Regions from separate parts of the Homo sapiens genome. Here region 2 is linked to region 1. A link is a loop called in an ENCODE intact Hi-C map of the cell type or tissue named here. Cell type or tissue: heart right ventricle. All regions are shown on one strand. Links, peaks and the distances in the headings refer to the core of each region. The heading gives the core; the rest is flanking DNA. Region 1 overlaps KCNB1 (potassium voltage-gated channel subfamily B member 1). Region 2 overlaps KCNB1 (potassium voltage-gated channel subfamily B member 1).

Region 1 (14,993 bases), core at 3,058-11,057:
TGTACTCCATATTCTCCATATACTGGAGAATTACTGGGCTAACCACTGCAGTGCTGATTAGAATCTAGGCCTGGCTCTATAACAAAGTGAGACCCAGGGAGAGAAGTATATTTCTCTCATCAGTCCAGATGAAAATAGTCCACGACTAGTACCATGGCTCTATAAAGTCATCATGGCCCCAGCCTCATTCCACCTTTCTGCTCTGCTTTTCCCAGAGTGGGGTTTTCAGTCTCACGACTCTCAGTGGCTGCTAGAGTTCCAGCAATCATGTAATCATCCCTGGCAGCAGGATGGAGGAAGATCTAAAAAGAGGAGGCAGCCTTCCCTGCTTTAAAGAGATTCTGGGGCTGGGTGCAGTGGCTCATGCCTGTAATCCCAACACTTTGGGGGGCCAAAGCGGGCAGATCGCCTGAGCTCAGGAGTTAGAAACCACCCTGGGCAACATGGTGAAACCCCATCTCTACTAAAATACAAAAAAATTAGCCAGGCATGGTGGCGCGCACCTGTAATCCCAGCTACTCCGGAGGCTGAGGCAGAGAATCGCTTAAGCCTGGGAGGCAGAGGTTGTAGTGAGCCAAGATCGTGCCACTACACTCCAGCTTGGGCGATAGAGTGAGACTCCTTCTCAAAAAAAAAAAAAAGAAAAAAAATACGAAAAACAAAAAAGAAAAAAGAGATTCTAGAAGTCCCACACAACACTCCGACTCCCATCTTATTGACCAGATCCAAGCATGTGACCTCCATCCAGCTGCAGGGGAGGCTGGGCGGTGTTATCTTCAAGCAAAGTAGTCACGTAAGCACAAAATCAGGATTCTGTGAAAGAGTAGAAAATGGATACTTGTCTCGTGCACGCATGGCTTTCCTCAAAGTGGCCCGAGGCCCATAGAAATCTCACCCCTGAGCATTAAGAATTGAGAGAATGGGAGGTGGCAGGGCGAGGCCCCCAAAGGTTGAAGCCAAAGCTCAAAATTGCATGACCAGAGTCACCTCCTTGTCACTTTCCTGGACAATTAATGCAATCATTCCTTACACTCTAGTGAGTCAACCTCCCCTTCAACAACCAGACCAAGGACTTGGAGTGTTGCTGCCCTGAATGTTTTCATGTGGGACAGTTGAATAACTGAAGGGATCTTCCAGGAGAACCACAAGAATGGATGTCCTTGTTTTCCAAAGCAGGTCCTTAGTGGGGGACAAACAAGGGAGTCAGAGGAAGACTGCTGCTAATGATACTAATAATAATAGCATGTTCTGCACTCATTGTGTGTGGCCTGGAGGCACTCTAAGATCTGCCCCCCTTACCACATTCCTTACTGTCCCCTCCACTTAACCTACTTCAGCCACGCTTGCCAAACACGTTCTTACCTCAGGACCTTTGCACTTGCTGTTCCCTCTGCCTGGAATGCTTTTCCCACTGATGGTCATGTGGCCAGCTCCTCTTTATCATTCAGGTCTCAGCTCAAATGTCACATCCACAAGGAGGCCCTCCTTGATCACCCCAGCTAAAGTAAACCATCTCATAGTCATTCTCTTTCCCCTGACCAGCTTCATTTTTTCATAGCCATTATCATAGCCTGAAATGATCCTGTTGACTTATTATTGTTCACTGTGTGCCCCTTCCCTCTACAAAACCATCAGCTCCGTGCAAACTGGGATTTTTGCCTGAATTGTTTACTGCAGTATTACCAGGGCCTAAAAGATTACCTGGCACATCCCCACATGAATGAATGAATGAATGAATGAGGTAAATCCTTATAAGAATCTGACCATGTTGGTATTAATAGTCCCTTTTTATAGATGAGGAAAGTGAAGCTCATGGAGATGAAGTTCCTTGTGTAAATTCAAACAGCCAGTAAATGTCAGGGGCAAGATTTGAACCCAGATCTTGCTGATTCCATCCTTCTCTTTGGCCTCCCTCCATTGCATAATAACAATAGCTCATTGTAACAGCTCCCACCATTAGAACGGTCGTCCTTATATCGAGGCGAAGTACTCCTCGCAGCTTTAAAACAAACGAACATCTAACATTCATCGAGGCCTTACTGCGTGCCAGGCACCCCCGCGCATTATCTCATTGAATTCCCACATGACAACCCAGTGAGGGAGGAACTCTGGTGATCCCCATTGCACAGATGAAGAAATTGAGGCTCAGGGAGGTTAAGAAACTTGTCCGAGGCCTCACAGCTGGAAAATTGAAAACAGATTAAAATGCAAGTCCTGGTTCTTAACCAACACATTCTAGTGCCTCCCTCCCCCTGGATCTAGCTCATTCATTCCTTATCAAATTTCATTTATCCTGCCTTCTTTCTTTCTTTGATGAATGAATGAGAATAGGGCTCACTGTAAAAGAGAGTAGATGAAAATTCACATACAAAGAGTCTTCCTGATCATTTCAACCCTTTTCTGGCCAACCTCTTGTCAGATCTGATGAGATCATCATTATTTTTAACTTTGTGTTTTCACTGCCAAAGGGCTCAGACCACTGGGGTGGGGGAAGCATCAGTTCAGCCACTGTCTTGATGTTCTCCTGTGTTTCCATTGCTAATACTACCCCCAAACCCTTGTGGCTTTACCAAGATCTTTATGTTTTATTTTTATTTCTTTAGAGACAGGGGGGAGGGAGGGTCTCACTATGTTCCCCAGGCTGGTCTCAAACTCCTGGCCTTAAGTGATCCTCCCGCCTCAGCTTCCCAAAGTGCCAGGATCATAGGTGTGAGCCACCATGCCCGTTTTCCAGGATCTTTGTAAGCCATTCATCTTTGTCTGAGAGGACTAGTTAGCTTAAAATCAGAAAATAGAATCTGTAACCTGACTCGACCAGATGAATTAGTGAGAAGATGCTAGATTGTGCTACAGTAATGAAGAAATCCACAATCTCTTGACTTTACCCATCAAAGTTTTGTGTGAAGAACTCACACCCACTCTTAAATGCCTCTGCCAGTACCCACACAGAGCCCATACAGAACCAGATATCCCCGCCCCACTGCCTCGAGGAAATAGACATTTTGCCCAGGAAGAAGACTGGAACCAGACACCCATGAGTGCTAGAAGTCTCTTCACCCCAGACACACATACATGGCACTGCGGCCATCAAACAAAGATGTGAGGGCTTCCTTGCCAACCCCGCTAAGCTGAAGCACCCCTACTCTCCCGCCAGGGGTCTTCTCCTTTCTCCATGGCTGCCTGACATACTGAGTGAACAAGGATCCCGATGTTAATTCATGGACTTAACATCAGGAAAACTTGATTTCTTGGTTTGTTTGTTTGTTTGTTTTTAACAGTAAAGGGTAGAAATGCCAGTCATTTGTTTCTGCACTGCAGTGTGTCATATTGTGCACACACCCATATTGGGGACCATCTCCTTAGCCTGTTATAAAGCATTTTGTAAGTTTCAAAGCACTTACTGTGTCCCCCTGGAGGACACAGTAAGAGACCAGAGGCCTCACTGTTGAGGGAGGGAATGATGTGTATCACTTTTGGGTGCGGGCATTTAAGAGCAAGTGTGACTTGCCCACACTGTCCCTTCCTCTGCCTTGGCAAGACTGGAGGCTACCAATTGAGATGGTAGAGCCACTAGGTTCTTGAGTCACCACCTAGAAAGGAACTGTACTGGAGACCCATTAGACTCTCAGTGGATCCTGCATGAGAAAGATCAGAGATGTGACGACACTTGCCGAAGCATGCCCAGCCAGAATTAAAAGTAGGTCTCCTGACTACCCACGTGTCCATTTCACCTCAATATGAATCTCTGGTGAGACTAAACTGCTATAATTTCATAATAGATGAGAAAGATCTATTGTTAAGCCACCAAAATGTCTCTTTCAAAAAGTAGATTGGACATTAACCAGTAAATCTGGCTATTGTCAAAAAAAGACCACTCACAGAGCCATTATTCTGACATTAGCCAGAGTACTACCTAACCCCAGCATCTCTCCAGACTCATATAATTAGCTTCCATTAGCAACCCCAGCCACCTTGGTCAAGCTCTCAGAGACTACCCTCCCCAGTCCCCTCCAGCCAGACTCAGAGGACAAGGAAACCGGTTTGTGGCCGGCAGAACCTGGGGACACTGTCCTTGCCTAACACTTCCTGTGCTCCTCATTTTTCATTCAATACATTGCTCTCTACAACAGGAATGGACCCGTGCCATTCATCACGGTTAACACTGACAGTTCCTCCCCCACCTGCTCATGTCCTCAGCAAATATAGGGAATTGGCAACCACCCAGGCAGGGAGCACACTGTCTCGCATTTCTCCCCTTCAGAAACAAGCCTCTTCATCCCCTCTTCCCTCTGCAGGGATCAGTTTTGAGTCCCTCTTCCTCCTCCACCAGAGACCATTGTCCTCAGGTTGGCAGGAGATGGTGACATCACCATCTCCCAGAATTCCTGCCTTTGGAGAGGCTTGTGGGAACCTGGCTGGCCTGTTAGGAAGAGGTTGCCCAACCCAGAGCTTGTTAAGAAGAGTGCAGTTACCTCAGAGAGACGGTTCAAGTGAAGGCATAAGTTAAAAACCAGACCCCAGGATACTAGGATAAGAAAGGTCCCAGGTATGTATATTTTTTAAAATAAAGAAGGGCATCAAAGTCTAGTATACATCAGTTTAAACTCTCTCTCTACTACTTTCTTCTTCTTCTTCTTCTTCTTTTTTTTTTTTTTTTTTTTTTTTTTTGACAGAGTTTTGCTCTGTTGCCCAGGCTAGAGTACAGTGGCATGATCTCGGCTCACTACTCTGCCTCCCGGGTTCAAGCGATTCTCCTGCCTCAGCCTCCTGAGTAGCTGGGATTACAGGCATGTGCCAACACACCTGACTAATTTTTGTATTTTTAGTAAAGACAAGGTTTCACCTTGTTGGCCAGGCTGGTCTCAAACTCCTGACCTCAAGTGATCTGCCCAACTCGGCCTCCCAAAGTGCTGGGATTACAGGCCTGCACCACCATGCCTGGCCATCTACTATTTTCTTAATTGTTCCTCTGGACATTTGTTCTTAAGCCTCAGTTTCCCCAATTATAAAACAGGTGGAGGCACAGCACAGCCTGTAGGATTGTTATCAGGATGAAATGAGATCCTTTGTTCCATAGATATGTATTGAGCACCAACTATGTGCTCTAAGGATTCAAGATTGAGAAAAATCAGATATAACCCCTGCCCTCACACTGCTTACAGTCTGCAGAGGTGGACATTACTGCAAAATTGCAACTTGAACAGTGTTATGAGGAGAAGGATAATAGTACTATGAGAGTCTGTGATTGGGATTTGACTTGGTCAGGAAAGTCAAGGATGGCTTCCTTGAACAGGTGATCTTGAGCTAAGAAGGATGAGTAGGAAGTAACCAGGCAGAGTGAAGGGAAAAGCACTCCGGGTGGAGGGAACAGTGTGGGAAAGGTCCCGTGGCAAGAAGATAGTGAAGACTATGAACGACCAAAGGAAGGTTACTGGTTAATGTACCTGAGATGAGGGGGCAGAGAAGAGCATGGAACAAGAGAAGGCTGGAGAGTTAGTCAGGCAGGGAGAGACTAAGCGGCTGTAACAATGAGACCCCAAAATACAGTGAGTGGCTTCAACAAGATGGATGTCATGAGATAGACCAGGAGCTGGCAAACTTTTTCCATAAAGGGCCAGTCTAGCACTGAGATTCGCTTCCATCTCAGATCCAAGACAGTTGCTCCAGCTCTGCCCAGCACATCTGCCTGCCAGCCAGCAAGGAGGAAAAGGAGACAGGGCTTCTATTATTTCTGCTCACCTTCCATTGGCCAATGTTAATCACATGGCCACATCTAACTGCAAGGGAAGCTGGGAAATGTAGTCTTTATTCTGGGCAGCCCTGGGTCCAGCTAAAACTCTGTGACAATGGAAGAGGGGAAGAATAGATGTTGGTGACAGCTAGTGGTCTTTGCAATAGTGGGCCAGAGAGTGGTTTTGGGGAGGCCAGAAAGAAGTCCTGATGCGGGAGGGTGGGGACTGTGCAGGTGGAGAGAATGGAACAGATGCGCAGATGTTGGTGAACTTGAATTGATCAGACTTAGCAACCACTATCTTCTTGCCATGGGGCCTTTCCCACACTGTTCCTTTCGCCTGGAATGCTTTTCCCTTCACTCTGCATGGTTACTTCCTACTTATCCTTCTTAGCTCTTAGCCTGCCCCCTGCAGGCTCCTGTCTCCTGATCCCTGGGTATGGGGATAGGGCAGGGTATAGCAAGTGTGACCCCCATGTTCCTGGCTTGTGGAGTCTGATGCAGATCTTGTCTGGAAAGTTCTTCATACCCTATGGCAGGTGTTGTCTTCATTATCGCCTCAGGTGGGTCAGTGACTGCAAACCCAGCTGCCTGCAGAGACAGATCACAAAACAGGTGAAGGGCCTGTGGCACACTAGGGAGCTGGTTCACTCTCCCAAGGGGTTGCTGTTCCTTAGCTCTAGCCAGTGGTTGCCACTGGGAATGCAGGTTGAGTGAAGACGAGCATCTAATTTTCCAAAAGAATGTGAAAATCTGGATTTTTATGTAAAATCTCCCAATTTTGAAACTCGGTCAACCAAGTAAAAATAAACTTCCCAGCAGCAAAGCCTCTGGGTTATAAGGGCTAGGGCGCCCTCCACAGTGGCCCTCCATCCTCTTTCCATCTTTGTGACTGTTTTCTTCTCATGGCAAAGCCCTCTGCTTTCATCCTTTGTTGTACACGCACAGGATTCCTGTCCCTTTGTGCCCACGAGCGCCCCCTGCAGGCTTCTGACTCCAATGTCTTACCAATCCTCTGCCAGGGACCCCTCCCTGCCTGTAGGGGATGCGGGCAACCCCATCAGCCTGCTCCCAATCCCCTTAATCGGATCTGCACCAGTGACCCTTCTAATTAAAACTCCCCAGCTGTAATCCCCCCTTAAAGCTGGGGGAAGCGGAAGCACCATAAAAGGACCGAAGGTTTGATGGGCCAGCAGCCGCCTCCTCCTACGTCCTTGAAAACGTCTTGGGAGACCCACAGACCTGAGATCAAGTCCATGGGTCTGGAACCACCGCTTACAAGTTGCGAGACTCTGGAAAAGTCACTTCATTCTCTCAGCCTCCATTTTCTTTATTCACTTGTTCATTCATTTGTCAGCTATATAGAAAGCTCCCATCTGTACCAAGCACTGTTTCAGGAGCTGAGGACACAGCACTGGACAAGACCGACCCAGTTCGGGCCCTCATGGAGGTGACACTTTAGTGTGGGACAGAAAGGAGAAAACAGTTTCAGCTCAGCAGCACCAGGGCTGTGATCAGAGATGCGCAGGGGCTGTGTGAGCTCAGAGAACTGATGTACCTAATGCAGACCGGGGGCCCAGAGAGGGCTCGCTGGGGCAAGTGGCCCCAAAGCTGAGGCCTGAATAGGCAGTAGGAACCAGCCAGGAGAAGTGGGTTTGGAGTAGGAGGAAGGGTACTCCAGGCAGAGGGAACAGCAAAGATCTAGAGGTGGAAGCACCCATGGTGGTGAGTTTGGGAACTTTAAGTGGTTTCTGCAGGATTCAGTGTGGGTTACAATGGGAAATAGGGGAAATGGTCAGGAGAGAGAAGAAAAGGGATCTTAATATAAAACCCAGATCTCTTCATCAGGTCTCATCAGGCCCACCCCGCTCTCCCGCTCTCGCTCATGCAGCCCCAGCCATGCTGAGCTTCTTTGGGTTGCTTGATATACCAGGCTTATTCCCACCCAAGGCTTTCATACGTGCCGTGCCTTCTGCCTAGAATGTTCGCATCTTTGAATGACACACACTTCTTATTTTTAAGTCTCAGCAACGAGACACCTCCTAAGAGAGGCCTGCCCTGACCACTCTGCCTCCCGTGGACACCCCTAGTGCTTCTGCATCGATCCCCCTGGTTTGCTTTTCTCAATAACTCACAGCATCTAACACTATCTGACATCACCTTGCCTCTTTCCTGGTTTACGTTTTTGGGTTTTTTTGGTCTGCCTCTCCCTGCTAGCTCCATGAGGCTAGGAAATTTTCTTCCTTATTCATGCAGCACCCTCAGCAACTAGCATAGCACTTAGGAAGTGCTCAATAAGCACATGCCAACTAAAGGCACAGGAACTGGAACTTAACTGGGAGAATGGGGAGTCGCTGCAGGGCTTACAGCAGCTCTGTGGCTTGCTCAGCTTCTTCTCTCCTATGAACTATCCATATGTTGTGGGGATGGAAAGCAATGGGCTGACATGGGCAATGTGGCAAAACCCCATCTCTACAAAAAATACAAAAAGGGAGGTTGAGGCTGCGGTGAGCCAAGATCACATCCCTGCACCCCAGCCTGGGCAACAGAGTGAGATCCTGTCTCAAAAGAAAAAAAAAGGCCCGGTGCGGTGGTTCACACCTGTAATCCCAACACTTTGAGAGGCCAAGGCGGGTGGATGACATGAGGTCAGGGGTTCAAGACCAGTCTGGCTAACATGGTGAAACTCTGTCTCTACTAAAAATATAAAAATTAGCTGGACGTGGTGGCCTGTAATCCCAGCTACTCAGGAGGCTGAGGCACAAGAATCGCTTGAACCCGGGAGGCGGAGGTTGCAGTGAGTCGTGATCGCGATACTGCACTCCAGCCTCGGCTACAGAGCAAGACTCCGTCTCAAAAAAAAAAAAAAAAAAAAAGAAAGAAAGAAAAAAGAAAAGAAAAGCAATAGCAATGGGCTGCCCTTTATGGAAAGCAACTTTTTATATAACTTTATCGAGGCTTACTTTATGTATCATATAATGCACACCCATTTCCAGCATACAATTTGATAATTTTTATTAAATTTTACCAAATCGTGCAGGCTTTGCCCTAAGTCAGTTTTTAGAACACGACGTCCTTTATGATCATTAACTGTTAATCCCTATCCCCCACCCTGGCAACCACTAACCTACTTTCTGTCTCTATAGATTTGCTTTATCTGAACATTTCATATAAATGGAATCATATAATAAGTGGCTTTTTGTGTCTGACTTCTCTCACTTATCATAATGTTTTCATGGTTCGTCTGTGTTGTAGCATATATCAGCACTTCATTCCTTTTTATGGATGAAGAATATTCCATTGTATGGATAGCTGCATTTCGTTTATCCATTCATCAGTTGACGGACATTGGGGTTGTTTCCACTGTGGGGCTATTATGAATACTGCAGCTATAAACCTGCATGTTTACGAAGAGCAATTTGCAAGCCCTAAACACTAGGTGCAGCTTCCAGCTTGCCAAAGCTTCTAGTGTTACTGAACAGTGTTGACAGCAATGGGCTGTGTGACCGTGGGCAAGTCACTTCCGTTCTCTGCTTGAGTTTCCCCATCTTCCCAGCAGGAAGCTTGAGCCCTTTTCTGCATGGACAGTCTGTGCCTCATCCACATTCCTGGAACAGCAGGGAAGTGTGCAGAGGCCACGATAAACAGTCCGTAGGCCTCTCTGTGATTAACCACCAGAGCCGACGATTAGGATGAGGAGGGCCTGGCTCCAGCACTCCTGAATTCCACCCTGGGGATCCCCACCTGCCAATCTCTTCCCCCAGAGGACCAAAGCCCCCTCTCCCATTTGGTGCAGACAGGTAGGCTCCAGGATCCAGAACCTCTTCACAGGGAATTTGGGGACAGCCTCCCAGTCTCTGGAGCTGGCTCCTGCCTCTGCTCCCCGGGTTCCTGGAGTTCTGCCAAGCCCAACTGGGCTCAGATCCCAGAAAAGCAGAGGCCTGTCCAGGCCTGAGCTGGGGCTGGGAGGACTCCCAGGTGGTAGTCAGTTCCCCATTCCTGGGGCTTATCCCAGAAACCAAATCAACACAGTCCATCTGGGTCCACGAGCTGTTTAGAGGACGCACGCTGCCTTAGGCAGTCACTGGGGTCTACACAGCTACTCCTGGCTTCCAAAAGCAACCAGTACAGAGGTTAGGGATGGGGTTGACCATAAATTACCTGAATAATAATTTATTTATTTGAGACAGAGTTTCCCTCTTGTCGCCCAGGCTGGAGTGCAGTGGCTCAATCTTGGCTCACTGCAACCTCCGCCTCCCGGGTTCAAGCGATTCTCCTGCCTCAGCCTCCCAAGTAGCTGGGATTAAAGGCACCCACCACCACACCCGGCTAATTTGTGTATATTTAGTAGAGATGGGTTTCACCATGTTGGCCAGGCTGGTTTCGAACTCCTCAGGTGATCTGCCCACCTCGGCCTCCCAAAGTGCTGGGATTACAGGCGTGAGCCACCACACCCGGCCCTGAATAATAATTTAATAACATTATATATTAAGTGGCTTTTAGGTGAGTACTCAGTTACCTTCATCTTCATTTCAGAGAAAAGGAAATAGAGGCTCAGAGAGGGGGAGTGGCTTGTCCAAAGCCACACAGCTGGGGAATAATAGCCTTGGGACTCAAACTCAAGTCCAAAACCAGCTATAAATAAATGTAAAGAAATGTGGAGAAATAAATACAATTAAAGTTTAAAGTGATTGTGCCACTAGCTAAGGGCATTTTGAGTTCAATGAATTTTCATTGCAGTCTTGCAATGATCCCTGTCTTACATATAGGGAAACTGAGGCACAGAGGGCTTAAATCACGTTGGGAAGTTCCCCAGGCAGGAAGTGTGGCCCTGATTCTAAGGGCCTCACTGAGTCTGGGAAAGAAAAAGTTCTTGCAGGTGGGGTCAGGAGGGGTGGGGCAGGGGAGACCCCCCACACTGCATTACCGCATACGCTGTGTGATGCACATTCACACAGACCGATGGCAGGTGTGCTCTGACCCTCCCAACCCAACCCTGAGCAGCAGGCACTCCCCCACACCCTCCACCTTGGAGTCCAGTGGAGCCCCTCCCCCTGCTTTGCTCGTTTCCTAGGCTTCCTTGGGCTGAGGGAAGGGGAGAGGGAGGGCACAGTCTCAAGTACAAAAGGGGTGCCTGCTTTAGGTCTGTACAATAGCTGGGTGCATAATTCATGCATCTGTCGCCAGAACATCAATTATGTGGGCCTTCCCTGGAGTTGTCTGGGGGTTAGAAACCAAAGCAGGCTTCCCCTGCTAGCCTTTGGGGGAAAATAAGACTGCCCAGCTCTTAAAGGAACAGACTCCCAGGGAACCCATTCCTCCCTGTGCAGGCGCCCTCCTGCCAGAAGTCACCAGACGAGAGCAGCTTCCTGTAGGGCTCAGCCCAAAGCCCACTGGCTGCCCACTCTGACCCACTCTGTGTCCCCAACTCCACAATTGTGAGGGGCTGACTATTGGCATGTCCCAGAGTTTCTCAATCTCAGTACTGATGGCATTTCAGGCTAGATCATTCTTTGCCGTGGGAGCTGTCCTGTGCATTGTAGGGCATTTAGTGACATCCCAGACCTCCACCCCCAAGATGTCAGGAGCACCCCTCCCACCAGTTGTAACGACCAAAAATTTCTGCCAAAATTGCCAAGTGTCCCCCAGGAGTAAAAATCATCCCCTTAAAAACCACTAGTATGTCCTCATTTTACAAATAAGGAAACTGAGGCAGTGAACATTTGGATGCCCAAGGCCATTCCACCAATGAATGGCAAGAGCTAGAATTTCAACTCCAGGACCCACACTCCTCAGCTCAACACAGGAGCACCAAAAAGTGTGCTGCCAAGATGTTATTCCAACAATTACATATTTATTTTGGTGAATATTTAATACATATAGCCCTGGCATGAAAAATCAGCAATTTTGCATATGATTTCTTAGAATAAAGCTAAAATAAAATAAAGAAGGTGAGTGGGCTTTTTTGATTTTTTGTTTTTACCATTAAGGAAAGAGTGATACAAGTAGCAAAATACATACAGTATAACGTCAAAACTGAGCAAAGTCCAGGTGCGGTGGCTCACGCTTGTAATCCTAGCACTTTGGGGGCCCTGGTGGGAGGATTGCTTGAGGCCAGGAGTTCAAGACCAGCCTGGGCAACATAGTGAGACCCCATCTCTACAAAATATAGCCAGGCATGGTAGCATGCACCTGTAGTCCAAGTTACCTCGGAGGCTAAAGCAGGAGGATCGTTTGAACCTAGGTATTCGAGCTGTGATTGCACCACTGCACTCCAGCCTGGGCCACAGAGTGAGACTCTACCTCTTAAAAAAAAAAAAAAAAAAAAAAAAAAAAACGCAACAAAATGACAATTTAGGGACCCATATATTCTTATTGAAAATCATACAGAGAAACAAAGGGACGAAAAACTGCACACAGAGGTTATCTCTGGAGTGGGAAAGACACAAAGGAAGTGTCAGTGTTACTGCTGCCTGCTCTGTCTCTCCATTTGGGTGGCGGGTTCTAGGTGTTCATTTGATTATGGTTCATAAATTATATATAAATTAGGTCTATTTTTGTATATATCAAACATTTTATTTTCTTTATTTTATTTTTCAGACAGAGTTTCACTCTTGTTGCCCAGGCTGGAGTGCAATGGCATGATCTCAGCTCACTGCCACCCCCACCTCCCGGGTTCAAGCAATTTTCCAGCCTCAGCCTCCCGAGTAGTTGGGATTACAGGCGCCTGCCACCACACCTGGCTAATTTTTTTGTATTTTTAGTAGAGACGGGGTTTCACCACATTGGCCAGGCTGGTCTTGCACTCCTGACCTCAGGTGATCCACCTGTCTCAGCCTCCCAAAGTGCTGGGATTACAGGTTTGAGCTACTGCACCCTGCCTCAAACATTTCATTTATAAAGTATTACAGAATCTTCCTTTTTCAATGGGTGCAAATCAAGAAACTCAAACCTATTTTTTTTTAAACATAGGATGTGTCAGACTTAACTATAGCAAAAAAATCAGAAGTTATGGAACCCCTGAGGCTGGGGAGGCACCACACCTTGGAACATTCCCTTTCATCTTCAGAGCTGGCCCATCAGGGCACTGGCACTCTCTTGCCCCCTGTGGCATCCCCAATGTCTGGCCTAGTGCCTCACGCAGAGTAGATGACCAAGAAATATTTCCCAGGCCAGTGCAGTGGCTCACACCTGTAATCCCAGTGCTTTGGGAGGCCAAGGCAGGAGGACAGCTTGAGCCCAGGAGTTCGAGACCAGCCTGGGCAACAAAGTGAGATCCCATCGTTACAAAAAAGGTTAAAAATTAGTTGGGCTTGGTTGTGCTCTCCTGTATTCCTAGCTACTTGGGAGGCTGAGGTGGGAGAATTGCTTGAGCATGGGAGTTTGAGGCTGCAGTAAGCTATGATCACACCCTTGCACTCTAGCTTGGGCAACAGAGAAAGATACTGTCTCTAAAAAAAAAAAAAAAAAAACCTGAATTCTGGTACTGACCCTTCTACTTCTAACTCCATGAACTTGAGCAACGGCCAACAAATACTTGGTGAGCACCTGTCAGGTGTCCCACCCTGGGTTAGGTGCTGGGGGCACATAGATAAACCTCAGAACCCATCCCCATCCTCCCAGTACTCACCAATTCTGGGCAGCAATAAGCACACTCACTCACGTGCACACACACACACGCATGCACACACACACACGCACGCACCTGTGATGGGATATGAGTGGTAAGTATCCCCAAGGTATGGTAAAATGGTGAGGAAACCCAAGGATGGAGCAGTCAACCCTGCCTGGGGAAAGCAGGGAGAACTCCAAAGGGAAGGGGTCACATGGGCTGGATTTGAAAAGATGGATTGGAGTTCACCAGACAGCAAGCAAGAAGCTCGGACATGCAGAATTGACCAATGATAGTGTGCGGCTAGAGGAGTGTGAATTTTGAGAACCGATGGCAGGAGTGGCCAGAGAGAGAGGTCAGAGTCAAAATGAGAAGGACTTGACAACCAAGTGTCCTTACTGGGGATTCATTGCAGGGCCAGAAACCTCCCACACTCACCCATGTAGCAATTGGGTTGACTTACAGGATACAGCAGACAGTCTCAGAACAAGGACAGGAGGCAAAGACCGAGACCGGGCCACCCCGAGGCTGGTGATCTGAGTGGGTGGGGTGATGTGGGCTGAGATTTCCCCTGTGATGACAGCTGGCATCTATTAGACACTCACCGTGTGCTGCTGGAAGCTGTCCTAGCACTTTGCCTGTGCTAACACATTTCATCTTCACAGCAGTTCTCTGAGGTAGATACTGTTATTATCAGCCCATTTGCTAGATGAGGAAACTGGGGCTTAGAGAGGTTAAATAACATGCTCAATGTAAGGAAATGGCAGAGCTGAGGCTTGAACCTCAAACAGGCTGACACCAGAGCCTCAGCTCTTAACTGCTGCCCTCGGCACCCTGCTATGACCCTCCTGCGGTCCCCACTCCTCCTTCATCTGCACCTTCCCTTCATTCTCTGGCTTCTCTTGAAGGTTCAGCTTTCTTTGTCTTTTTCTTTCGTTTGTTTGTTTGTTTGTTTGTTTGTTTTTTGAGATGGAATCTCACTCTGTCGCCCAGGCTGGAGCGCAGTCGTGCAATCTCGGCTCACTGCAACCTCTGCCTGCCGGGTTCAAGCCATTCTCCTGCCTCACCTGCCAAGTAGCTGGGAATACAGGTGCCGCCACTATGCCCGGCTAATTTCGTTTCTTTTTTTTTTTTCCTTTTTCTTTTCTTTTGTTTTCTTTCAAGACAGGGTTTCTCTCTCTGTCACCCAGGCTGGAGTGCAGTGGTGTGGTCATGGCTCACCACAGCCTCAACCTCCTTGGGCTCAAGAGATTCTCCCGCCTCAGCCTTCCAAGTAGCTGGGACTATAGACATGTGCCAATACACCCAGCAGATTTTTTTATTTTTTGTAGAGACGGGGTCTCACTGTGTTGCCCAGGCTGGTCTCGAACTCCTGGGCTCAAGCAATCCCCCCACCTTAGCCTCCCAAAGTGTTGGGATTACAAATGTAAGCCACCATGTCTAGGCTAAGGCTCAGCTTTCTCTGATGTTTTTATGGCATCTCTGTCCCCTACATTTGGGAGACAGTTGCTTGAGGGTTGGGCTTATCATGAAGCTGATTCAAGCCTAGATTCTACTTAACATTTAATTCAGGGACTTACCCTCCCGTAACCCACTCACCGCCTGGGTTCCTGAACTCAAATTTCTCAAAGGTAGGCTGGCTAAGCCCCA
Region 2 (14,993 bases), core at 4,538-12,537, 63 kb before region 1:
CCTGTAATCCCAGCACTTTGGGAAGCTGAGGCAGGAGGATCACTTGAGCCCAGGGGTTCAAGACCAGCCTGGGTAACATATTGAGACCCCATCTCTACAAAAAATAATTTCAAAAAATTAGCCGGGCATGGTGGCACATGCCTGTGGTCCCAGCTACTTGAGAGGCTAAAATGGGAGGATCACTTGGGCCCCAGAGGTTGAGGCTGCAGTAATCCATGATTGCACCACTACGCTCCAGCCTGGGTGAAAGAGTAAGACCCTGTCTCACAAAAAAAAAAAAAAAAAAAAAAAAAAAAAAAAATTCTACTTTAGAGCAAGCCACTGTCATTTCTCACCTGGACTATTACAGTTACTTTCTCGCTGCTCACCTGCATCCACACTCACACGCTTCCCTGAAAGCCAGAGGGATCCTGTGAGAACCCACGTCAGGTCATGTCACCTCCCACTCAAAGCCTTCCAGTGGCTCCCATATCACTCAGTGTAACAGCAAAGTCCTCATGGCCCTGCAGGACCTGCCCCTACAAGACCTCTCTGACCTCATCTCTCCGTCTCCCATTGCAAATCTACCTGGGGGAGCTTAGCATCGGCTATTCCCGCTGTTCCCTGCACGACTTCTCTCACCTCCAAGTTCTTATTCAAGCATCCTCTCTTTAGGAAGTGACACCTTCCCTGACCCTCTATTTTCAAATGGCAGTTTCCACCCCCAGCCTTCCTTTTTTTTTTTTTTGAGGCAGTGTCTCACTCTGTCGCCCAGGCTGGAGTGCAGTGGTGCCATCTCGGCTCACTGCAACCTCCGCCTCCCGGGTTCAAGCAATTTTCTCGTGCCTCAGCCTCCCGAGTAGCTGGGATTACAGGCAAGCACCACCACATTCTGGCTGATTTTTTTGTACTTTTAGTAGAGATGGGGTTTTGCCATGTTGGCCAGGCTGGTCTCAAACTCCTGGCCTCAAGTGATCTGCCTGCCTCAGCCTCCCAAAGTGTTGGGATCACAGGTGTGAGCCACCGCGCCCAGCCCTCCTGCCTTCTTATCTCCCTTCCCTGCTTCATTCTTTTTCTCCACAGCAATAATTACTTCCTTCCCCAACCCCCTCCTCGCCCACCTGAATATGTGCTCCATGTGGGCAGGGGTTTCTCTTTTGTTTACTGAAGTATCTCAGGACCTGAATTAGTGCCTGGCACAGAGTAGGTGCTTCATCAGAATTTGCTAGTGAAGTAAGTTAGTGCACTTCTCTAGGCCTCAGTTTCCCCCTGCGTCAAATTTAGCCCCCAACTCACCCACCTCCAGATGCTGAGCTATTAGATTGTTTGCTCACTGTAGAGTGCTGTACCCAGGTGAAAGGGGTTCAGTTTGGCATGGGTGGTGTTGAAGTGTGGCCCTGCTCTAAGCGCTACTCAGAGCCGAAGCATCCAGGTCGTTTTGCAGCTGGGGTCAGGGCTGCAGCCAGGTCCTCACCTACCCCAAGGCTGCTCCACTGGTACCTAATTTCCTACACCTTCTCACAATCTCAGGTCTCGCCATCCTCTCCACGGTCTGTCGTGGGGCCTCCCGTGAGACCTGGTCAAGCCACCTTGTCTTTCCTCACCTTGTAACTTCATCTGCCCAGCCTGGTCCTCGAGCCAGGCCCCATTCTGTCTTCCCCTGGGGAGGCCCCCTTTGTGGGTACATTAGCTCAGAGAGCCTGAAAGCTACAATTCTGAAGTTCTGCCCTCAGTGTCTTGAAGGTTCTAGAGTCCTACAACTGGAATAGGCACAGCTTGCATGCTGTGAGCCTAGATGTGTGAGCAGGGCTGTTGTTTTGTTCGTACACTGGATGCAATGGCCGTGATGGAGGGTGGTGGAAACTGTATCTTGGTTCAATTCAGTCTCCCTTTTCTTCTAAGGGTTGACCCTAAGTTTGGGAGGTTTAGGTAGTGATGAATTAATACAATAAGAGGACACCCAACATTTTAAAATAACTAAAAGAGTGTAATTGGATTGTTTATAACACAAAGGTAAATGTTTCAGGGGATGGATACCCCGTCCTCCATCATACGATTATGAGGCATTGCATGCCTGGATCAAAACATTTCATGTACCCCATAGATACCCCTACTAAGTACCCACAAAAATAAAAAATACACACATTTTAAATTTAAAAGAAAAGAGGACAGCCAGTGTGGTGGACACTGTGAGTTCCTCACCTACACTCCATTTACGAGCTGGTGCACCCACACCCCAACTGCTGGCATTCCCCGCTGCTAACAGTTCACCACTGCCCCCTTCTCACGACTCCTGCCTCTCACAATTGCCCTTGGCCCATGGGAGTCGCCTGCCAGGGGATTTTAACCTGTGGCAGCTCTCCCGTCCTCCCACCAGGCAGACTGTGGACTCATTGAGTCAGGGGTACAAAAGCTCAGCCCTCTTTCTGCAAGGTGGGATCAACACCTGGTGCAATTCAGGCCGAAGCTAGACCTCAGCTGAGGCTACATCCTGGCTTAGCTCCTTCCCTATCCTGTCCTGCTTCTCTCTCTCCCCCATCTCCTAAAGGAGACGTGGAGCAAGAATGAATCACGTGCCTAAGAATCCCTGTCTCAGGCTCTGCTTTTAGGGATGCCCTGACATGAAGGGAGGTGATCGGTGTTATTTTTTTTTTTTTTTTTTTTTTTTTGAGACGGAGTCTTGCTGTCTCCCAGGCTGGAGTGCAGTGGTGCAGTCTTGGCTCACTGCAAGCTCCGCCTCCCAGGTTCTCGCCATTCTCCTGCTTCAGCCTCCCAAGCAGCTGGGACTACAGGCGCCCGCCACCACACCTGGCTAATTTTTTTGTATTTTTAGTAGAGACGGGGTTTCGCCATGTTAGCCAAGATGGTCTCGATCTCCTGACCTCGTGATCCGCTGGCCTTTGCTTCCCAAAGTGCTGGGATTACAGGCGTGAGCCACCGTGCCCGGCCAATCAGTGTTATTTAAAACTGACCTCCATGCCCAAGGGCTGGGGACTGGCAACTAAGAGTTACCCTCAGGATGGGATGGTCTCCCCCTACCTAGCTTCACCATCTTCCTGCCTTTTCCCTTCCATCTTCAGGGTGGGCTCTCATTGGCACTGTCCCCACACACACAGACTCCAGTCCATTCTCCATTTTCCCTGCTAGACTGAAGAGTTTGGCTGTTTCTGCTGACTTGGAGGGGACAATGACCAGAGCAGGCTGCAGTCCAAGCATTTGTTCACGAAGGGCTTTGAAAGGCTGGCCCGGTCCTCCCTCCCCACCTTGTTTGCCAGGAATGGTCCCCATCCCAGCGCAAAAGCTCTGGCAAGCCTTGTTTCCTTTCAGCCGGCGTTTTCTGAGGGTTAGCTTGGCAGGCTTCCGTGCTGACCTTGGATGGCTTAATGAAGTTGGGAGAGGCTCCATGCCAGCTCCCCATTAACGTGGCCTTTGAGAGAGCCTCAGGGGCTCCCAAATCTTTTGGCTTGCTCAGGCCCAAGGGTAGAGGAGGTGAGCCAGGCAAGGGAGAAAACAATAGCTTCAACGGCACCAAGATGCTGTGTGACCTTGGATGAGTCACATCCTCTCTATAGGTCTTGGGTCCCCCAGCTGTAACGGGAGGGCATTGGGCTGGGTGATTCCTCCCAACTCCCTGCTGTACTCATTCATTGGAAAACATGTATTGAGTGTCAAGTATGTGCCAGGCACTCTTCTAGGTGCTGAGGACATAGCAGCAAACAAAACAAAGCATCTGCCTTGTGGAATAGAATATCCCCAGCTGGGGGAATAGAAAGAATGTGGGATTTAGAACCAGAAGACCAGAATCTTTTGCCACTGACTTCTGAGCCTCAGTTTCCTCATCTGTAAAATGGGGCTGTTCTGAGGCATCAGTGAGATAGTGGATGTAAATGTTCTTGGTAGTAATCTTATGCAATACTTATTTAGCACCTACTGGGTTCCAAGGCATGGACATAATCAATAATTCTCATAATCCCTTCATAAAGAGGGATAATGGTGGCAGGTGAAGGCTCTGGAGCTGGACCGGGTCCAAATCGCAGCTCTGCCCCTTCCTGTGTGACCTCAGACAAGCTGCTGGGCCTCTCTGTGCCTCAGGTTCCTTTCCCATAAGACAGGTAATGATGATACCTGGATTATAGGGTTGCTGGGAGGACAGAGTGGACTCGAACTTGCGCAGTCCTTAGAACAGTGCCTACTGCATAATAAGTGCTCAATACAGGGGAGTTATGAGCTGTATGTTATTATTATTCATTTCATTTCACAGGAGAAAACAGATTTTCAGTTCTTGTCTGAGGTCACTCAGTAAGGGAAGCTGAAGAAAATGTGGAAGGAGCCCCCCACGGTGGCTGGACCCAGCATCAGGGGCTCTCCCCATCTCCTTTAGTCCTCTGAACCCAGAGAGGCTTAGCTGAACTGCAAGCTGAGGCCAAGGGATTTACAGCTCAGAAATCCCCATTTCTGAATGAGTCTGACTGAGTATCCATGCACATGTGTGTAAGTGTGAGTGGCTGTGCACACATCTGAGCATCCACAATAGGCATTGCCAAGAAGGACACACCATATGATTCCATTTATATGAGGCTCAAGAACAAGCAAAATTCAACTATAACAAGAGAAATCAGAACAGTGATTGCTTTTGGAGGTATTGACTGGAAGGGAACCCGAGAGAACTTCCTGGATGATGGAAATATTCTGGACCTTAACTGAGTTGGTGGGTACACAAGTGTATCTATTTATCAAAAGGCACTGCACTAAACACTTAAAACTTGTGCATTTTATTATGTGTAAGTTATACCTCAATAAATAAAGGAGCACTGGGAAAAAATAATAAGAGATCTAATTTACTGAGGAGTAATTAACCACATGCCGGGCGCTGTTCAAGACGCCTTACAGGTGTTCTGTAATGTAATCCTAACACAACCCCATGTAGCATTGCCTGTTATGTACATGCATGTACTCCATCCTGTGCGTATGTGTCTGAGGCTGCTTCTTAGCCGGCGTATGAGTAGTTCACAGAATGCATATGCACACGTGACACTGACTCATTCCTATACTTGGGGGCTAAGTGGGCACGTATGAGGGTGCACGTGTCCACAGATTTGTCCACGGGAATAGATTTCTGCCAGCACCTGTTTGCTCCCCTCAAGAGCATTAATGAACCGTGCTTCATGCGCCGTGCTGGCTGGTAGTTAGATGCTAACAGCATGCATGCAGGGGCCCTGGTCTGTGTAGACAAATCAAGCACTGTTATCAGACAATAATGGCAGGGGATCGACAGCCAGCCGCCTGTGCCAGGGAGGGGTGGGGACGCATGAGCACTGGGCAATTAGCATCTCTAAAGGGTGTCTCTGCTGAATGGTGGCTAATTTGCCGACATGGCCCCATCAGTCAAACTCAGCAGTCACTGAGTGGGGAATGCCGGGCCTCTCCAAAGATTTGTGAGTTGCTGCTGTTGGTGCCAGCTTTTGCACTGGGAGCAACTCATACCTTAAGACCTCACCCTTAAGAGGATAAGGGTGAACAGAGCCTGCCTGCCCACAACAGAGCCTGCCTGCCCTCTGACCTCTCCCCACCTCTGAGGATGGTTGGCCTTGTGAGCTTGGGATGATGTGGAGGCTCGGAGAGGGCAAGCAACCTGTTTAGAGTCAAACGGCCAGTGGGCCACCAACCCAGGAACTGAGCTTGGGTTTCCAGACTTGCAGGCATTGTACATTTCTCAACACCATCACTCACTCACATGACACAGTATTCACAATATTTTTGCCATTTCTTTTCACCAAAGGTACTATTAGTTTCTTGGTATTTTCCCTCAAGTGACTCTCTTTTTAAATTTTTAAAATTATTTTGTTTTATTTTTACTATTATTATTTTGATGCGGAGTCTTGCTCTGTCGCCCAGGCTGGACTGCAGTTGCACGATCTTGGTTCACTGCAACCTCCGCCTCCCAGGTTCAAGCGATTCTCCTGCCTCAGCTTCCCGAATAGCCGGGATTACAGGCGTGCACCACCACGCCCGGCTAATTTTTGTATTTTTAGTAGAGATGGGGTTTCGCCATGTTGGCCAGGCTGGTCTCAAACCCCTGGCCTCAAATGATCTGCCCGCCTCGGCCTCCCAAAGTGCTGGGATTACAGGCGTGAGCCACTGCGTCCGGCCCCTTTTTAAATTCAAATGTTTATTTTAAAAGGAAGCTGCCATTAATGGAAAACCAGTATCTGATACCCATAAGTTGAAGCAGGGGTGACCAACCACCCTTGCCTCCATTCACCTGTGAACTTTCAGTTTTAAAACCTAGATGGTTCTGGCAAACTGTATGGAGTTAATCACCTTAAATTGAACACAGGGTTAAAAATGAATACCACAAAAATAAACTAGGTTATTAAACTCGAACTGGCAGCTCTGAGCCTGGAGCCTGTCCTTACCTGTGCTGAAGGCGGAGCTCCATTAGAATGCTGGAGCTTCTCTTTCCGGTAGTCCCATGACAAGTCCCAGGGTTCACTCTGATTGGCTTGATTGGGGTCACATGCCCAGACTCTGCCAATCGTTGTTGCCAGGGGAATGCACCGTTCTGATTGGCCAGACCTGGAGCCAGAGGTGAGGCCAGGCTACAAGCCACGTGGCTTGAGAGCTGGGAAGGGATAGTTCCCCCAAAGGGTGAGATGGTTTGTTGCTAAAAAGAAGCCCCCTCTTCCTCCAGGTATGAGCAGCAGGTGACTCCTCTGCCCTTGCAGGAACAATGTCCTCTTGCTGTCCCAGGCTCTGGCTCCCAATCTGCCTCCTGCTGCCTGTGTCTCTTCCCCGCTCTGGTCCTCAGTCTCCTCATTTGTGAAATGGAGGGTTGTGCTGAATGATCTCTAAGCGTCTTCCAGGCTTTGATGTTATGTGATTGGTCTTCCCTGGGATGATTATTACTGGAGTTTGGTGGTGGCTGTTACTGTTTTACTCCCTCCCACTTGCCCAGAGATAGATGAGAAAAGAGAAGGTCTTATAACATGGTGAGAAGAGCATAAGGCATTTCCAGGTTCAAATCCCAGCACTGACAGTTTCTGGCTGTGAGATTTCAGACAAGTCACTTCACTCTCTGAGCCTCAGTTTCCTCATCTCTAAAATGGGAAGAACAATAGTATCTATGTAGAAGAGTCACATTGAGGATTAAAACTGGCAATAAGTCTAGACTGTTGGGGTGTATTTGGGTCTTTTGGGGTGTATTTGGGTGCAGGAAACTGAAAGTCAAATGAAACTGGCATGGACAATAAAGGGCATTTATTGGATAGTGCAACTGAAAAGCCCAGGCAGTGTGTAGCAAGGGTAGGGAGGGGATCATGATGTCATCATTGTGTCAAGGATTTACTCTGCTTTGTCCTCCTCTGTGAGCCAATTTTTCTCTTGGGCTGGCTCCCCTCATGGGAGTCCCAAAGGCTGCAGCATTTCTAGGCGTCACACATGCACTCTACGTTATCCAGAAGAGAAGGGAACTCCCAGCATTCCTGGCCAAAGCTCAGAAGTCAATAAATTGGCTTAGCTTGAATCACATGCCCCACTCAGCAAGCTCTCTAGCTGGGGGATGCCATGTGCTGACTGGCTTATCCCTGGGGCAGGGGGCAGGGTCAGCTTCCTCAGAACCACAGGGATCCCCACGGAGTGGTTGGGAAGGGCCCCTGCATGCTGGGAATGATGCAATCAAGCATTGAGGATCACCAGCGACTCTAGCGCTGAGGCTCTGAAAGGGCTTTCCAGACATCTCCTGTCCCGAGCTATCATTTTACACAAGGGGGACACTGAGGCTAAGAGACGGGCTGATTTCAGGAGGGTGTCACTTGGAAAATGACGATCAAGATCTGCCTTGGCTGATTGCTGTAAGACCCCAGTGAGATGAAAATAATGCTTTGAGAAAGAAGGAAAGAAAGGAGGAAGGACTCAAATAGATCACAGACCTACTAGGTGCTAGATTTTCTGTACCTGTCATGTCATTTAATCCTCGTAGCCACCCCGGGAAGCGGGTTTTGCCATTACTCCCAGTTTACAGAGGGGAAATGTGAGGCTGAGAGAGCTGAGGTCACTTGCCTAGGGTCACACCCTAGGAAGCAGTGCCAAAGGGCTGCGAAGCTAGTTGTGTACGATTCTGGTCCAAGGACACTTGCATTTAGTGTGCACCTACTGTGTGCTAGGTGCTTCCCAGGCCACCATCTCTTATGTGAGTGCTCAGTGGGTCTGCCCATAGCGGGGGATGTGTTCTCAGGAGAGAGCAGGGATCCCTTCTTGGCCACCAGAAATGGTCCATTTTTCAAGTTGTCTTTACCAGTGGAGACTCTATGACTTCTTTCTTGTTCTTTCTGTAACCTGGTCCCCTCCCCAATCCCGAACATTTTCTGGCCTGGCAGCTCCACTAAGAGTCTCGAATCTTCCAGGTACCTGTACCCAGCCCTGGGACTGGATGAGGAGGTTCTTCTGGAGACACCCAGGCCTTTGTGTCCCTGGGCCCCAGGGCTCCGTCCCACCCCTGGCTGCCCCCTCCTGGGCCCCTCCCCAGCACTGGTTTTGTGCCAATGTTTGGGCTGCTACAGCCCTGGCCAGGCTCGAAAAAGGAATTATTTCTGTCTCTTGCATAGTTCTCAGCCCAATTCCCAAAATGGGAAGTGGCCTGGGAGGGCCGCCCAACCCCCACTCCAGTGGAGGAGGGAGGCGAGGAGAACTTGGCAGAGCTGAGACACACACACACACACACACACGCACACACACACACACACACAGCTCCTTCTCTAGGCCTGTGGCCTGTAGAGGGAGGCCAGGCACTTCAGAGGGAGATGAGGGATGGCTCTTGGAGTGGGGTGCCTCTTCCCTCCTCTTCCAGAATGCTTTCCCTGATTGTTGAGGGGCTGTATCAGGCTCTTGAGAGGGGTGTTGGGACCCCCGGTTATTCTGTGAGCTTAGGACCCCCATTTCTTAACATTCCTCATAGCATCCAGTGTTTGTCTCTGCCCAGCCTGGATGTCTGTCATAATGGCCAGCTGCATCACTGGCCAGAAGGTAGGTTGGTTCTGACGGACACTGACTGACTGACTTGTCCACCGCAAGTCTGAGAGCCTGACAGACAGGATAGCTGACTGACTGGATGAATGGCTGTGCCTGCCTGCCTGCCTGCCTGCCTGCCTGCCTCCATGTCTGACTGAATGTCCCTCTCTGAGACAGAGAGACTCTCTCCCTGTCTACCTGGCTGCGGCTCTTGTACCTGACTAATTAGATGCAAAACAAATTGCCTTTCTCTCCATCTCCTCATTCAAATGCCTGTTGGAGTGTCTGTCTGTCTGTCTTCCTGGGTGTTTGGCTGGCTGTAATTAGATGAGTAACTAAGACTAGCTGTCCATCTCCTGTCTGACTGACTGACTAGCTGTCTCTATAGCTGACTGACAAGATGGCTGATGGACAGCCTGTCTGTCTGTCTGTCTGTCTATGTCTGTCTGTCTGCCTGTCTGTCTGCTGGGTATCTATTGTATCTGACTAACAGATGAAGAAGCCTGTCTGTTCATCTCCTCCTCTGACTGACTGACCGTCTGTCTGTCAGCCTGCTTGTCTGACTGCAGGCCTGATCAAATGGCTGAGTGACGGCCTGCCCATCTGCCTGTCTCTACGTCTAACTGACAAGATGACTGTCAGGCTGATCACCTGTTTCCCACCTCGGTATCCGAATGACCAGCTCACTGGATACTTGACTCTTGACTCTCCTAACTAGACACAACTCCCAGGCTGTCCTAGATGGTCGGAAGGGCATGGGTGACACCCATCTGGAAGCCCCCACCCAGCCTCAGCAACCATGCCTCTCCCCTCCCTCCAGGGCTCCCTGGCCCAGAGGAGCAAAAGTCCTTTCCCTGCCAGAGCAGGGAGGGGGAACTGAGTGGAAACCTCAACGCCTGCCCATGTGTTCATGTTTCACATGTTTGCACTGCCTGGAGATGGGGGTGGAGGGTGAGCCCTGTGTTCCTCATCCATCCTGCACCCCTGTTTTCAGGGGTCTTAAGGGGGAAACATCCTTCCCCAAAGAGGCCACAAGGACTCTCCCAATATGTAAGGCCCTACCCAGGCCCTGCAATCCTGGAAAGCACCTTGGGGAACCATTTCAAACTCTTCACCCCTGTGTTGCTCAGACACTGGGGCAGATTCCCAGAACAGGGGCCAGGTCTGGGGCAGCCAGCCACCGGTGGGAGCACGGGCTCCCTGGTCAACATCAGCAGACGTCCACCACCTCCACCTGTCAGGAACTCCACAGCCCTTCAGAAGGAAGCCAAGCTGGGGAGAGTGAGTAACACTTTGCCGGGAGGGAGGGCACAGTCCTTCCTGCTGGCTGCATTTCCTCCTGATAATAGAATTCTGCCCAGCTGCTGGGCTGGCTGCTGTCTGACCTCCCTTCTTAAAGACAGAATTTGCTGATGAATTTTGTTTCAGGAGAAATATGTGTGTGAATGGGGGAAGAGACGAGACAGAGAGAAATAGGAAGAGTTTGGGAGCCTCTAGATGAAAAGCAGCATCTCGAGAATTTAGCTCTGTCTAAATCATGCCTTCCCTGTCTTTTTTAGAGCCCTGTAGGTCCCCCAGATGGGCCCCGGGGATGACAGGCTGGGTGACCTCTGCACAGGCCAGTGGAATCACTTTAAGCTCTGGGGAAAGGTGGGAAGAGGGCATTCTGGGAGTCTCTGAATCCCTGGGCAGTAGACAGCAGCAATTGGAGATGGCTGGGCATCTGAGGCCAGGGCTGAACTCAGTGTATGACTAGGGTTAGAGATCAATATGTGACAAAGATTATGGTTCACCCTAGGACCAGATTATGGTTGACTCTATGGCCAGGATCAGGGATCAGTCAGTGAGGAGTGCCAGGACTCAGTGTCTCTCCAGGGTCAAAGCTCAGTCTGTGTCCTGCGTCAGAGCTCAACCAGTGAGCAGGGTCAGGACTCAGTGTGTGATGAGGGTCAGGGCTTATCCTTGACAAGGATCAGGGTTCAGTCTGAGACTGAGGTCAGTACATGACCTGGGTCATAGATCACACTAGGAGTTAGTCTGTGATCAGAGTCAGGGATCAGTATGCAACTAGGGTTAAGGATCAGTGTGTGACCAGGGTCAAGGCTTAGCCTAGGACCAGGGTTATGAAGGAATGTGCGGCCAGGGTCAAGATTCAGTGTGACCCGGGTTAGGACTCAGTTTGTGGCTCATTCAGGGGCTGGAGTTAGAATCAATCTGGACACTTGGGCTCTAGGAGTAACCCAGATTCTTATGCCTGAAGGACAGGCAGACGGGGGACCAGCGTATACCTGGCTGGCTCCTGCTCCCCCTCGTCCCCTCTTCTACTTGGGCTCCAAGGGCAAAACCAGGACACTTTAGGAGCCCCTGGGACAGGGGAAGATTGGAGAGTGTCCTCCAATCCTTGCATGTTCTGCTGCAGCTGGGGCCAGAGAGGGTCATCCTCATGTCTGGGGAGGACAGGGAGACAGAGGACTGGCTCTGATAAGCAGGGAAGAGGAGAAGAAAGTCATGAAAGGAAGTAGTTATAAGTATGGCATCTGTAGCAGAATACCTGGGTTTGAATTCTGGTTCCGCCACCTACTAGCTGTGTGGCCTTCAGCAAGTTACTCAATCTCTCTGTGCCTTGACTTTCTCATCTCTAGAATGAGCATAAAAATAGTATCCATAGGGTTGTAGTAAGGATTCTAAGTAAGTTAATACATGTAAAGTATTTACAGTGTGCCTGTTGGCTGTATGTATTCCATCAATTTTAGCTGTTTTTGTTTGCTCTGAAGCCATGGAGGGGTCCAACCTTGTGAACTGCCCAGGCTTGAGGATAGAGGGCTGGAGCCCAGGCTCCGATCCCTGGGCAACTCCCTAGACCTGCAAGCCTCCCCTCTGTTAGGTTCCGATGCCATCATAATCCCCAACTGTTGTAACACTAATGACATTTGCAGTTACTTCTCTGATTCCTGTGTCCCCCCACCTAGAGCACCTGCTCCTGAGGACCAATATTTTTATCTTTCTTGCTCACTACGTATCTTCAGCACCTAGCAAAGTACCTGGCACACAGTAGGTGCTCAAGAGACAGTTAATAAATGTTTTATTACTATGATAATAATAAAAGCAACCATTTGCATTGAGCCAAACACTGCTCGTTGCTTTCTCTCTCATTTTTTTAATCCAGTCTTTTAAAAACTGATCATTAAAATAAATGCATTCAGCCGGCCACAGTGACTCACACCTGTAGTCCCAGCACTTTGGGAAGCTGAGGTGGGTGGATCATTTGAGGTCAGGAGTTTGAGACCAGCCTGGCCAACATGATGAAACCCTGTCTCTACTAAAAATACAAAAAAATTAGCCAGGTGGCGCACACCTGTAATCCCAGCTACTCGGGAGGCTGGGAGAATAGCTTGAACCCGGGAGGCAGAGGTTACAGTGAGCCGAGATCGTGCCACTGCACTCCAGCCTGGGCAACAGAGCAAAACTCCATCTAAATAAATAAATAAATAAATGCATTCAACAGTAAGACTAATTCAAATACCAGAGGGCATACAATGGAAAGACAGAAATCTCACTCCCACATCTCCAGGCTCAGAAGAAGCCATTTTCTTGCACGTCTTTATATTAGGTTGATGCAATTGCTTTTGCACCAACCTCCATGGAAATAGGAGTTTTGTTTTATCCACACTGTATTCCTCCTGCTTACTCCAGTTCCTGGCAAGCAGTAGGTGCTCAATAAGGCTATGTAGAAAGATTATTTTTATTTCTAATACCAATGGGATTATGTCATATATACTGTTGGGTACCTTACTTTTTAACTATTAATAAATGAATAAGCCACCGGGCGCGGTGGCTTACACCTGTAATCCCAGCACTTTGGGAGGCCAAGATGGATGGATCACGAAGTCAAGAGATTGAAACCATCCTGGCCAACATGGTGAAACCCATCTCTACTAAAAATACAAAAATTAGCCAGGCATGGTGGCGTGCGCCTGTAGTCTCAGCTACTTGGGAGGCTGAGGCAGGAGAATCACTTGAACCCGGGAGGCAGAGGTTGCAGTGGGCTGAGATTGCGCCACTTCATTCCAGCCTGGGCAACAGAGCGAGACTCCATCTCAAAAAATAAATAAATAAATAAGCCTTAGAGATCTTTCCATATCAGCAAAAACTAGATTTACCTCATTCATTTTAATGGCTGCATAATCTTTCATGGCTTAGATGTACCATACATTATTTAACTAGACTCTTCGTGGATATAGTTTTTGGTTTTGTTTTTCTTCACCCATCATGACAATACTTTATTTAAGTATCACACCTCAACTCTACAAGGGTTAACTCTGATTTTGGCTGAGAAGACTGCATCTCAGAGAATCTAAAGCACTTGCCTAAGGTCAGAGAATCTCAGCACTTGCCTAAGGTCACTCAGCCAACCTCCAAGCCCATTCCACCACCCAAGCTTTTTCTTTGCTGCCCGCCAATGCCCCTCGCTGAGTTGTCCCATCGCCAGCCTCAGAGAAGGCTGCCCTGCGACGCTTCTATCGCCTGCACAGGGCATTGCCCTCTTGCAAGGTTCTTCTCTAGGCCTTTGTCAGTGTCTTTCCAGAGCCTGAAGCAGGCTCAGAAGGGTTAAGAATCAGCTGGGTGCGGTAGCTCACATCTGTAAGCCCAGCATTTGGGAGGCCAAAGTGGGTAGATCACTTGAACCGAGGAGTTCAAGACCAGCCTGGCCAACGTGGCAAAACCCCGTCTCTACAAAAAATAAAAACATTAGCCAGGCATGGTGGTACATGCCTGTAATCTCAGCTACTCAGGAGGCTGAGACACGAGAATTGTTTGAACCCAGGAGGTGGAGGTTGCAGTGAGCTGAGATCGCACCACTGCCCTCCAGCCCAGGCAGCAGAGCAAGACTCTGTCTCAAAAAAAAAAAAAAAAAAAAACCCAAGAGTCCCCAGATGGGCCTAGAATCCACATCTCCAGAGCTGTGTTAAGATAGTTCTCAGCTGGAGGTGATTTTGACCTCCAGGGGACGCTTGACAATGTCTGGGTCATTTTGGTTGTCATACCCAGGGGGCATCTAGTGGGTGGAGGCCAGAGATGCTGCTGAACATCCCAGAATGCACAAGGCAGCCCCCTACCTGAGTGAGCCAACCCAAAACGCCAATAGGTCGAGGTTGAGAAATGCTCGGTGAAGGGCACAGATTCTTGCACCAGACTTCCTGGGGCCAAATCCTGGCTGCCGCTTACTGGCCGAATGACCTCAGACAAGTTGATCGATCTCTCTGTGCCCCTGTTTCCTTATCTGTAAAATGGGGATAAGAGTAGCCCCTCTCTTCCAGATTAGATATGTAAATCACTTTGGAAAATACTCAGTATCTGAAACCATAACTGGAATATTTGTCCTCAGAATCTGGCTGTCAGAGCTGGGAGAAGATGTACCCTACAGAGAAAACAGGGCAGCGGACTGCTGCCCCACCATGGCCCAGCCTCCCCCAGGGAATGTGACCTCAGTCCACAGATAGAAGTAGATGCCCCTGACGCTGCTGACCTCTGCTCGGTCAGGAATAGAGGAAAAATCGCTGTTTCCATTTTGAGGTCTGAAAAGCAGCTCCCAAGATACCCTCAGACTTGGGGATTTTCAAGAAGCCTAACATTAAAGGATTTTAGGAACCAGCAACTCCAAGCCATCCATTTGACAGGTGGAAAGACTGAGGCCCAGAGAGAGGGTAAGGGGCAGGACTTGCTCACACAGCAAGGCCATGACAGACCTGAGCTGGGACGCGGCCCAGGACAAACACGGGCCTCCCCACAGCCCAGCCCAAAGGCTCTTCTCAGGTACAGACCAGCGCCTGGGTCAGATTCGTTCTTCCCTCTTTTCTGAGAGTCTCTGGAATCCAGGCTGCCTGAAAAGCAATGTCATGTGTTTACAAGCACAGCTTTGACATCAGACAGACCCTGGTACAAATCCCCATCTCACCAGTTGCCTGTGATGACTTTGGGCAGGCCATGTACAATTCTCTGAGCCTCAG

The links. A loop is a pair of places that touch in the nucleus more often than their neighbours do. Peaks named below come from ENCODE experiments on the same cell type or tissue, not always from the same donor. Only the 100,000 strongest peaks of a DNase experiment are listed, where the experiment ranks them.
Region 2: it touches region 1 in a loop (2.4-fold over the local background); 14 of 110 quality-filtered maps call a loop at or near these places.

Annotation. Positions count from the first base shown.
Region 1 is chr20:49,376,416-49,391,408 of GRCh38, reverse strand. The region is part of intron 1 of KCNB1 (potassium voltage-gated channel subfamily B member 1); the gene reads left to right. All of the region lies in intron 2 of LOC105372649 (a long non-coding RNA gene), which reads right to left. Among named protein-coding and RNA genes, the nearest start is that of KCNB1, 99 kb to the left of the region's middle. In heart right ventricle, for the core only: CTCF peaks have their summits at 6,519 and 6,730 (motif pointing left); DNase peaks (open chromatin) are centred at 6,708 and 9,638; H3K27ac peaks cover 1,496 bases.
Region 2 is chr20:49,440,665-49,455,657 of GRCh38, reverse strand. The region is part of intron 1 of KCNB1 (potassium voltage-gated channel subfamily B member 1); the gene reads left to right. Among named protein-coding and RNA genes, the nearest start is that of KCNB1, 35 kb to the left of the region's middle. RefSeq lists enhancers at 7,525-8,036, 8,037-8,546, 8,547-9,058. In heart right ventricle, for the core only: a CTCF peak has its summit at 8,746 (motif pointing right); a DNase peak (open chromatin) is centred at 8,677; H3K27ac peaks cover 4,063 bases; H3K27me3 peaks cover 733 bases.